Linked DNA regions of Homo sapiens: region 1 is linked to region 2. A link is a contact called in ENCODE Hi-C or POLR2A ChIA-PET data. All regions are on one chromosome and are shown on one strand. The core of a region is the stretch at or near the end of the contact, and the rest is flanking DNA. Distances in the headings are between cores, read along the strand shown.

The links. A loop is a pair of places that touch in the nucleus more often than their neighbours do. ChIA-PET counts read pairs that join two places held with the same protein, here RNA polymerase II (POLR2A). Pooled maps may share reads with other maps.
Region 1: a map with no recorded cell type shows a loop between it and region 2 (6-fold over the local background). The contact joins the enhancer-like site here to the promoter of EXOC1 in region 2. A Hi-C loop is called at or near these places in 1 of 37 single-sample maps with no recorded cell type and 5 of 50 pooled maps. POLR2A ChIA-PET finds 5 or more read pairs at or near these places in 1 of 52 experiments (OCI-LY7).

What each region holds. Positions count from the first base shown.
Region 1 is chr4:56,181,109-56,185,810 of GRCh38, reverse strand. All of the region lies in intron 2 of CRACD (capping protein inhibiting regulator of actin dynamics), which reads right to left. Among named protein-coding and RNA genes, the nearest start is that of CRACD, 130 kb to the right of the region's middle. Within about 2 kb of position 2,175, at least 2 of the 41 ENCODE cell types and tissues checked have a DNase peak (open chromatin) inside an H3K27ac peak, as active enhancers do; they include OCI-LY7, where a contact is called at or near this core.
Region 2 is chr4:55,852,249-55,856,937 of GRCh38, reverse strand. It overlaps EXOC1 (exocyst complex component 1), which reads right to left and starts at 3,290. Exons shown (of 19, transcript NM_001024924.2): 1 at 2,985-3,290. RefSeq lists a silencer at 3,399-3,498.

The DNA of each region.
Region 1 (4,702 bases), core at 926-3,425, 330 kb before region 2:
TGAAGTTCAGACCACTAGAACAATGACATAAGTCAGGGGTGGGGAGACAGGGTGCCCAAGGGGATTGAGCCCCATGGTAGAAGTGAAATAAGGTGAAGTCAAATTCTCCATATCCTTGCAGATTAAGTAACTAAATTCTAAACTGCTATCTGTCTCATGAAGAGAAGTCCACCAGCAACTAAAGCGAAGCAGGTGTTCTGAAGGGGTTTTCTTTTTGGAGGTCCTAATTAGAAAGATAATATTCCCATAGCACCCCAGCTCTCCCAGCAAAATGACAGGAGAAGATTGAAAAAATAAATGATTGGTAATAACAATTAAGCATTTTACCAGTCACAAAACATCACAGATTGTACAATTTGATTTATATAAAGTATCTAGAAACGGTAAATTCATAGAGACAGAAAGATTGGTGGCTGCCAGTGGCTGAGGGGAGGGGGAAATGGGGAGTAACTGCTTAATGGGTACAGTGTTTTATTTTGGGGTGATGAAAATGTTTTGGAAAGAGACAGAGGTGACGGGTGCAAAACAGTCTGAATATACTAAATGCCACTGAAGGCCGGGTGCGCTGGCTCACGCCTGTAATCCCAGCACTTTGGGAGGCCGAGGTGGGCAGATCACGAGGTCAGGAGATCGAGACCATCCTGGCTAACACAGTGAAACCCTGTCTCTACTAAAAATATAAAAAAATTAGCCGGGCGTGGTGGTGGGCGCCTGTGGTCGCAGCTACTCGGGAGGCTGAGGCAGGAGAATGGCGTGAACCCAGGAGGCGGAGCTTCCAGTGAGCTGAGATCGCGCCACTGCACTCCAGCCTGGGCGACTGAGCAAGACTCCGTCTCAAAAAATAAAAATAAAATAAATAAACTAAATGCCACTGAATTGTTCACTTTAAAATGTTTAATTTCATGCTATGTGAATTTCACCTGATTATTTTTAAAAGTGTTACAATTAAAGGACTAATTATTTCTCATTGCTCAACAATCTACCACTACTGGGGAAAAAGGAGGATCTTGTTTCCATTCCATAGTGATAAGAGGGATTAAATAAGTCTTTAAATTCTAGTATCAGTCATCTTTGGGGCTTTCCTGTGAAAAGCCGAGTACTTACCTGAATGTTGGTAGCAGAGAAGTAATTCAAACCAATGACCCCAGATTTGCCTGGCCCATGTAGTCTAACTTCACAATCAACAGCTGCAGGAGTAGCAAGAGCAGCAACTATTTATCTGCAGCTACGAAGTGCCAGCTAGATAACCAAAAGGCAATCGAGGAGACCTGTGTTAACTAGACTCTAGAACCCTAGCCAGACCTGTGTGATGGAGGTATGTCCCAGGGAGTCGCATTTGGTGGCAGTAACATCAGACAAAGACTAAGTGTCGTTTTAATTCACTAGAATATGATGACCTTGCTATTTCCACACACTTCCAGGACAAAGAAAATAAATGTTGGCCAGGCGTGGTGGCTCACGCCTATAAACCCAGCACTTTGGGAGGCTGAGGTGGGTGGATCACCTGAGGCCAGGAATTTGAGACCAATCTGGCCAACATGGTGAAACCCCATCTCTACTAAAAGTACAAAAATTAACTGGGCATGGTGGCACATGCCTGTAGTCCCAGCTACTCGGGAGGCTGAGGCATGAGAATCACTTGAACCTGGGAGGCGGGGGTTGCCGTGAGCTGAGATCGCGCCACTGCACTCCAGCCTGGGCGACAGATCAAGACTCTGTCTTGGGGGAAAAAAAAGAAAGAAATGTTAACAGAGAGCAGGAGGATCTTTAGATGAGAGGCAGCTTTTTTTCCCCTTCTTTATACTAAGATGAAGATCCAAAGCAATTTGCTGTTAAGCGCAAAGAGAAGCACAAAAGCTTAGAGGGAATAAAAACACATTTAGAACAGAGGTTAAAAAAAGGACCTTGAAAGGAAACTACAAGGCTATGTAAACAAAAACATGGTTGAATGCAAACTGAGGAAAAGCAGATGCGGGCTGCCCAGGCTCACATGACACCTTCCCCTTTCACTTCCACATGGCACAGTCAGAGCCAAAGACAAACAGGCCCCTGAAGCCCTCACCAACCAACCTCCGAACCACGCACCTTGCCTCATGCTCTAGTTCGTGAATCTTCCTGGTTTGAGGTCAGGTATGGTCTTCCTACTATGGCTTTGTCTCACCTCCCAGACTTAACACAACACTTAGCTTTGAGCACTTGCTTTCCTTGACCAGGATTTAGACATTTCTCTAGCATGACCGCCAGTGGTCGCTTCTTCTACCTTCAGCCTAACTCAGGATGTCCCTCTACACCACGTGCCTGTGCAGGCATGGAAAAGTGCTCAGCTCTGTTTTGGTGTAGCCTTCCTTTTCTCGCGTGCAGTCCTCAAGACCATGCCTAAAATAAGGTTCTAGAGTTGACTGCAGTGATGCAGCTGCAGGCCAAGGAACACAAATGGCTAGACGGCTGCACGTTTAGAGGGAATCTTTAAACATAATGAAAAGCCAAAATATATTCAAGGCTTTCAAAATCCCCTAATTCTTTTTATTTTATTTTATTTTATTTTATTTTATTTTATTTTATTTTATTTTATTTTTTGAGACGGAGTTTCACTCTTGTAGCCCAGGCTGGAGTGCAACGGCGCAATCTTGGCTCACCGCAACCTCCGCTTCCCAGGTTCAAGCAATTCTCCTGCCTCAGCCTCCGGAGTAGCTGGGATTACAGGCATGCGCCACCATGCCCGGCTAATTTTTGTATTTTTAGTAGAGACGGGGTTTCTCCATGTTCATCAGGCTGGTCTCAAACTCCCAACCTCAGGTGATCCACCCTCCTTGGCCTCCCAAAGTACTGAGATTACAGGCATGAGCCACCGCACCCAGCCAAAATCCCCTAATTCTATTGCAAGAAACCAACGGAATCAGGGAGCCATACACACACACACACACACACACACACACACACACACACATATCTTTTTTTTCTACGTTGTATGAGAAAAAATCATTTAATTCCATCACAAAATGTTCTACATATGTTTTTAAAATTACAGTATTACTTCCCTGGAAAACTTCCTAAAAGAGGAAAAAAGCATCTATTTCCTAAGTCTGTCATGCTAGAAGGAGGAATGGCTTCTGATAGGAAAGCTGAGGTAGAACATCAGTTGTGAGCTCTCTTGGAGTTAAGCAATTTGGACAGGGACTGCAACGTCGTATGTGTGCAACTCCTACCCTGTGTCAGGGCAGTGTCTTGTCAGCTCCAGCCTGATATCACGGCCCTAGTAGCACATAAGCAGCATGGTGAAATCACACTGACGATCCTCCCACCTCAGCCTCCCGAGTGGCTGGGACTGCAGATAGCTAGGACATGCCTGGCCTAGACCTGGCTGGTTTTTTTTTTTTGTTTCTTTGTTGTTGTGTGTTTTGGAGTTGTTGTTCTGCTTTTTTTGTTTGCTCGTTTTTGAGACAAACTGGGTCTCACTCTGTCACCCAGGCTGGGGTGCAGTGGTAAAATCTCAGCTCACTGCAGCTTCAACCTCCCCTGCTCCAGTGATCCTCCCACCTCAGCCTTTTGGGTAGCTGGGATCACAGGCACACAGCTAATTTTCTGTGATTTTTATAGAGACAGGATTTTGCCACGTTGCCCAGGCTGGTTTCGAACTCTTCGGCTCAAGTGATTCGCCTGCCTCAGCCTCCCAAAGTGCTGGGATTACAGGTGTGAGCCATCGTGTCAAGCCCACCTGGCTGTTTTGATTACTGACTCTGATCTTGGGCAAGTTATTTGAGTTTTCTGAGCCTGTTTCTCTACTTGTAAGATGGGAATAGTAATATCTATTACTTATTATTTAAGGTAGCTGTGATGGTTTGAATTGTATCCCCCAAAAAGTAAGCTGAAGTCCTGACCCTGCAGTACCACTGAATTTGACCTTATTTGGAAGTAGGGCTGTTGCAGATGTAATTAGTTTAAGATGAGGTCACATTGAAGTAGGGTGGGTCCTTAGTCCAATATATCTGGTGTCCTTATAAGAAGAGGGAAGACAGCCATGTGCAGACACAGACACACAGTGAGAATGACAGGTGATGACAGAGGCGGAGACTGGAGGGATGCAGCTGCAGCCCAGGAACGCCGAGGATTGCCAACAACCACCAGAAGCCAGGAAGAGCCAAGGAAGGTTTCCCTTTGATGTGTCTCACAGGGAGCATGGCCCTAACTTGATTTTGGACTTCTAGCCTACAGACCTGTGAAACAATACACTTCTGTTGTTTTAAGCTCTGTTTGCCTAATTTCTTATGGCAGTCCTAGCAAATTAATATGGTGCTAGAGGCCTAATGTATGTATTTTGTGTGTGTGCTGGGTGGAGGGAGTACGTGTTCTTTAACTGCAGAAGAAAATAAGGCAACCTATCTTATGCATCTAAACCAAGAAGTGTCATCATTTCCTGTGGATCAACCCTCCCACTCACTCTGCTCCAGCACTGACTGGCTCCTGGCTGTGGCTGGAACACCCCAGCTGCATTCCCTCCTTAGGGCCTTTACACCCACTGCTTCCTCTACCTGGAACAGGCCCAGGGCCAACTCCTGACTTCCTGCCTTTCCTCGATGAGGCCCCTTCTGCAATTTGCACTCCCACCCCACTAACCAACTTCTCTTGCTCTACTTTACTTTTTCTTTTCTCCATGTTCTCAGTGGATTCTAATATCCTAGTAACGTGTTTATTATATGCATTA
Region 2 (4,689 bases), core at 2,041-4,540:
GGGTGATGACAATGTCTTTCAACTAGATAGTAATGATGGTTATACAACCTTGTGAATATGCCAAAAATCACTCAATTATACAATTGAAAAGGGTAAATTTTATGATACATAATCTCAATAAAACTGTTATAAAAATAGGTTTCCACTTATCTCCTTTTTCTTATCTAACTCAGCATCTTTTCAAACATCAACTTAAAATAATTTTAAATCTCTATTTTATTTTTCATATACATATTTGTGTGGATATGTATTACAATTTTTCAATGCAAATGTGTAGTATTTCATACATGTGAGCTTGCCTAGGACACTAACTTCTAAAACACTATTTCTTTCTATGGGAAAATGAAGAAATCATGATTTTTAAATAAATGATTTACAACGTATTTTTATAGCACAATGACTATTTTGTAAAACAAGTCTTTCCAATATTTTACTCAATCTGTAAAACTTCTATCTCTGCTCCAATTCCAAAAATTGCTTTTCTCATAAAATTCACATCTTCCCACTTCCACTTCATCTCAGCCTCTAGTCTTCTGACATTGCCCTTCTTTCTGTTCTCTTAATCTGGCCTCTCCAAGTTTACTTCTTTTCCAACCTAGCCTGGAGACAGTGCTCATTTCCCTATACCTAAACTATCCCCTACAATTATTTCACCCTGTTTGTAGACCAGCTGATCTTGTTTTTATCAATCTCCATAAACTGTATTATTTTCTTCACTTCTCTTGGACTACCAAATGCCACTTTCAAAAGCCACATATCCACGCTCATTGCGTGCATTACAAATATCTACATCCAGTGAAAGTTAGACTTTCAATGCTGCTCGGCAATTAATCCCTCATTTGATGATTCCTTTTTCCGTTCCCCATGACTATTGTTGTAAATCCTTATTACTCTCCTTCAGTTTCCAGGTCTAGCAGTTAGCCTCCTCCCGCTCTGCAAATGACTTAACAATCTACCTTGCAGAGGATATAAAAGCCATGAAATACAATTATCCCCAATTGCTTGCTTCTCCGTCTCTCCACACCTTCACCCAACCTCTCCTCCTTTTGGCTTATTATAGAGTGTCCATGCTGCTAATCCCTTAATATGTTGTAGGGCCCAGACACTATGTTATATTTCTTCCTAAGCCCAAGCCACAATGGCACTGGCCAGTTTACTTTTCTATCTCTGGGCTTTTGTTCATGCAACCTTCTTTTCCTAGAATTCTCTTCTCCCTAGGAAATTACAATTCATCCCTCAAGATTGTGCTAAAATGTCATCTTTTCTGTAAAGTAGCCCCCTCCCTGCAGCCGCCCCACGCAAAGAGTAATTTCTACCTCTCTAACACTTCCCCTCTACTTCATAAATACGGCATTTATGAATTGTATTTTCTAGCTAGCTGTATTTTATCCCCTATTAAAAGTAGGACCATGTCTTAATCATCTTTGTATTCCTAGAACTTGACAAACTAGGCATTTAACAAATGCTTAAATTCACTAACATGACAGCTATAGCTCCTCCAAGATTCCCCTTTCCTAACTTTCACATCTATAAGCAAATGTCCAGGTTCAAAATCTACCATATTTGCTTCCCTATTCCCTTATCAACATGAAATCTGCTACCACATTCTGCGATTTCCCCCCATCTACATGTAATTTATTCCTTTCTTTTCGCACTGCAAATATACTGACCCAGGTTCATATCAACTTTACTTAACCCTACAAAATCTGGTTCTCTTTGCAAGGTCCCACAACCCTGAACAACAAGATAATTTTAAAAGACAGTTTGTATCACATCACGCTTTTACTCAACGTTTTCCTAATGTTCTCAAAAACATTCCACTCCAAACACTCTGTTCATTTTGGACATCAAATCTTCACTTTGGTACTTTCCATGTAAGGAATATCATCTCCGCCCTATCCAAACCCTAATTACACTTCATGGTTTACATGAAGTTGATTCAATGAAGATCTTAATCCAAAGTGATCTCTCCTCTAAATTTCTACAGCACTTACTGCATTTGCCGTCTAATGGGCTCATTAAATCATAAGCTTCTCTATCTCAAGAATTCTCTTAAAGAAGGGAGGGATGTTCATCATAGTTTTGTGTTTAGTGGATACTTAAATATCTATTAAGGTAATTAGAACTGAATAGTAAAAACTGGTCAAATGAATAATAGGGACCAACGTTTACCACATACTCCTTCTCTGGCTAAAAGCAACTGAGTGTACAGTAAGAGGCAAAACAAGACAGGATTGGGCATACCTCATAAAGGAGTTAGCCATAATGAAAAGCAGTATGTGACTCTTCATTCATTCAGCAAATACTCATGCTTATTAGGTGGCAGACACTATTCTAGGTTACAGTAGTCAACATGACAGATATGTTTATGAAGACCTGAAGCCGGGTGTTTCTATGGCATTTACATCCTAAGAGTCGAGTGATTAACTCTTCAGTCTTTACGGTACTTTTCTGAAAGTCAGTAAATAAATCCCTAGAGGTCCTCTAAAATTATTCTCCAGGTCTGAGAACCCATATCTGACCACGTTCCAAAGGCAGCCATCCACTGCTTACTCTGTACTGGTTGTTTCCTTCAGCTCAGTTGGACCACCACACTGTGTGACAAATAGCCTGTCAGTGTGAGTGCCCGTGTGCATTGGGCCCTGTATGCTGCTGAGATATATTAATGCATGAAGCATTGCCATCTAGAAGATATAACTGTGCAAGGAAATAGAGAAATACACTTAAGAGATTTGGCGGGGGGTGGGGGGGAGTTGGGGTTGGGGGGCCGGGATGTGAATTTGGACAAAGAGGAAGGCACAGTCACGCTCTCCTCTCCTGGACCACGCCAAAGAGCTTACGATCAGGGTCATTTTGCACAAACAAAATCTGGTTCCGATGGGCGGAACCGTAATGGGGCCCGTGAGGACTGCCCTCCCAGCTCCGCATTCTCCTAGACCCGAGGACAAGGGACTGGAGAATGCTCTGACCAAACTTCGTCTTACCGGGACAAACGGGGAAAGGAAGGTCAGAAGGAGCGGTGCCCGACCCCAGGCGTGGAGACAGCAGCCGGACTGAGGAGCCGCCTTAGACCCTGGTGCCTGTCAGCTCGTCTGTCCGCCGCCGCCGGGACTACCGGGCAGCCGCGGCCGAAGGCTTACCGCAAGGCCGGACTGAGCCTGGCTGTGCCGAGGCGGGTCTTCCAAAACGGAGACCGGATGGGGGCCACTAGGATACGCCCCTCAATAAAGCGTTGAACGGGAAGCGGCCGTTCCCCCAACACTTCCTATATCCGGGCACGTGACAAACTCCGCGCCGGAAGTTGACCGCGTAGAGAAGGAAGAAGCAGCGATGGGAGAAAAAGGGAGCGGCCAATAGACGCGGAGGGGCGGGGCGCCAACCGACGGGCGTGGCCAGGCGGAACAAGGCCTCATTGGAGGGGCGTGTCAGGGAAGGGCAGGGGCGGGGCCTTTGTGGCACAGAAACTGACTTGGGAGTTGGGGATTAAGAGTTATTTATTCAGATATTTGCAGCAATTCATTTAAGAAGAAATTCGATTAAATGTTTTCTTTTTTCATACGTAAAGCTCTATTAACTCTAGATCTTTGCTACTTAAACTTTGGAGAGCTTAAATGAGTTAAATCAGAATCCCTGCGGGTGGGACCCAGACATCAGTACTTTTAATATCTTCCCAGATGATTCTCATATGCAGCTAAGGTCAAGAACCATTGTCCTCATGACCTTGATACTCAAAGTGTGGTCCGTGGATCAGCTGCTTGGGTATCATCTGGGGGCTTTTTAGGAAATGCAGCCTCTCTGGCTCACTTCAGATCTACTGAATCAGAATCTGCATCTTAGCAAGATGATGCTTATGCATATTTAAGTTTGGGATGCATAAATGATGCCAATGTTGCTGGTTGCAGGTAGGTGTTTTATTTATTCAATATTCCTGGCACCTTTTTTTTTTAATGCTAGGCACTTTGATTCCAGGTACAGAGGTGATTCAGGCATGAATCTTAACCTAAAGGAGTTCACAGTGTGGTAGGACTAGACAAGGTGTAGGTACAAATATATATAAAATAGGACACAAAATAAGTGACCAAAGAGAGGTACAGATCAGATAAATGTGCTAGAAATTTAAATGAGCAAACAGTAGTTAGAATACTTTTCACTTTCATCAAATGACTTCCCTTTTAAGAGCAGGATCTGGTTATATCTTTACAAAGACCCTTTCCTGCTTGGCACCGGAATGCTTACTGTGGACACTCTATGACAATTGCATGTGTTTTTTGGTCCTATTATCTTTCTTTTATTTACCTGTATGTTTATAGCCCTCCTCAAAGTTGGGAAATGAATTGCATTTCAGAAGCCTAGATCTCTTTCTTGAACCTCAAGATTTGTGTATATACTGCCCATCGCCTGACATTTCCACTTGGATGTCTTATAGACACCTCAAACTTGTGTGTCCAAAAATTAAATTATCCTCTCTCCTCTTGGATTCCCTGCAAAGTGACACTTATATGCAATAGTTTATTTGGAAATTTGATCCCAGGGAGCAAAATGAGGGAAGAGGAAGAAGACAAAACAAAAAGGGAGATGCAGTATAAGAATGTGTTACTGAGTTGGTCATCACCATATTTGAATGTTTTCTTAGTCCCTTAGGACCTTCTAAGAAGCTTTATGAAATGAGTCTCAGAACTGTCCATTAAA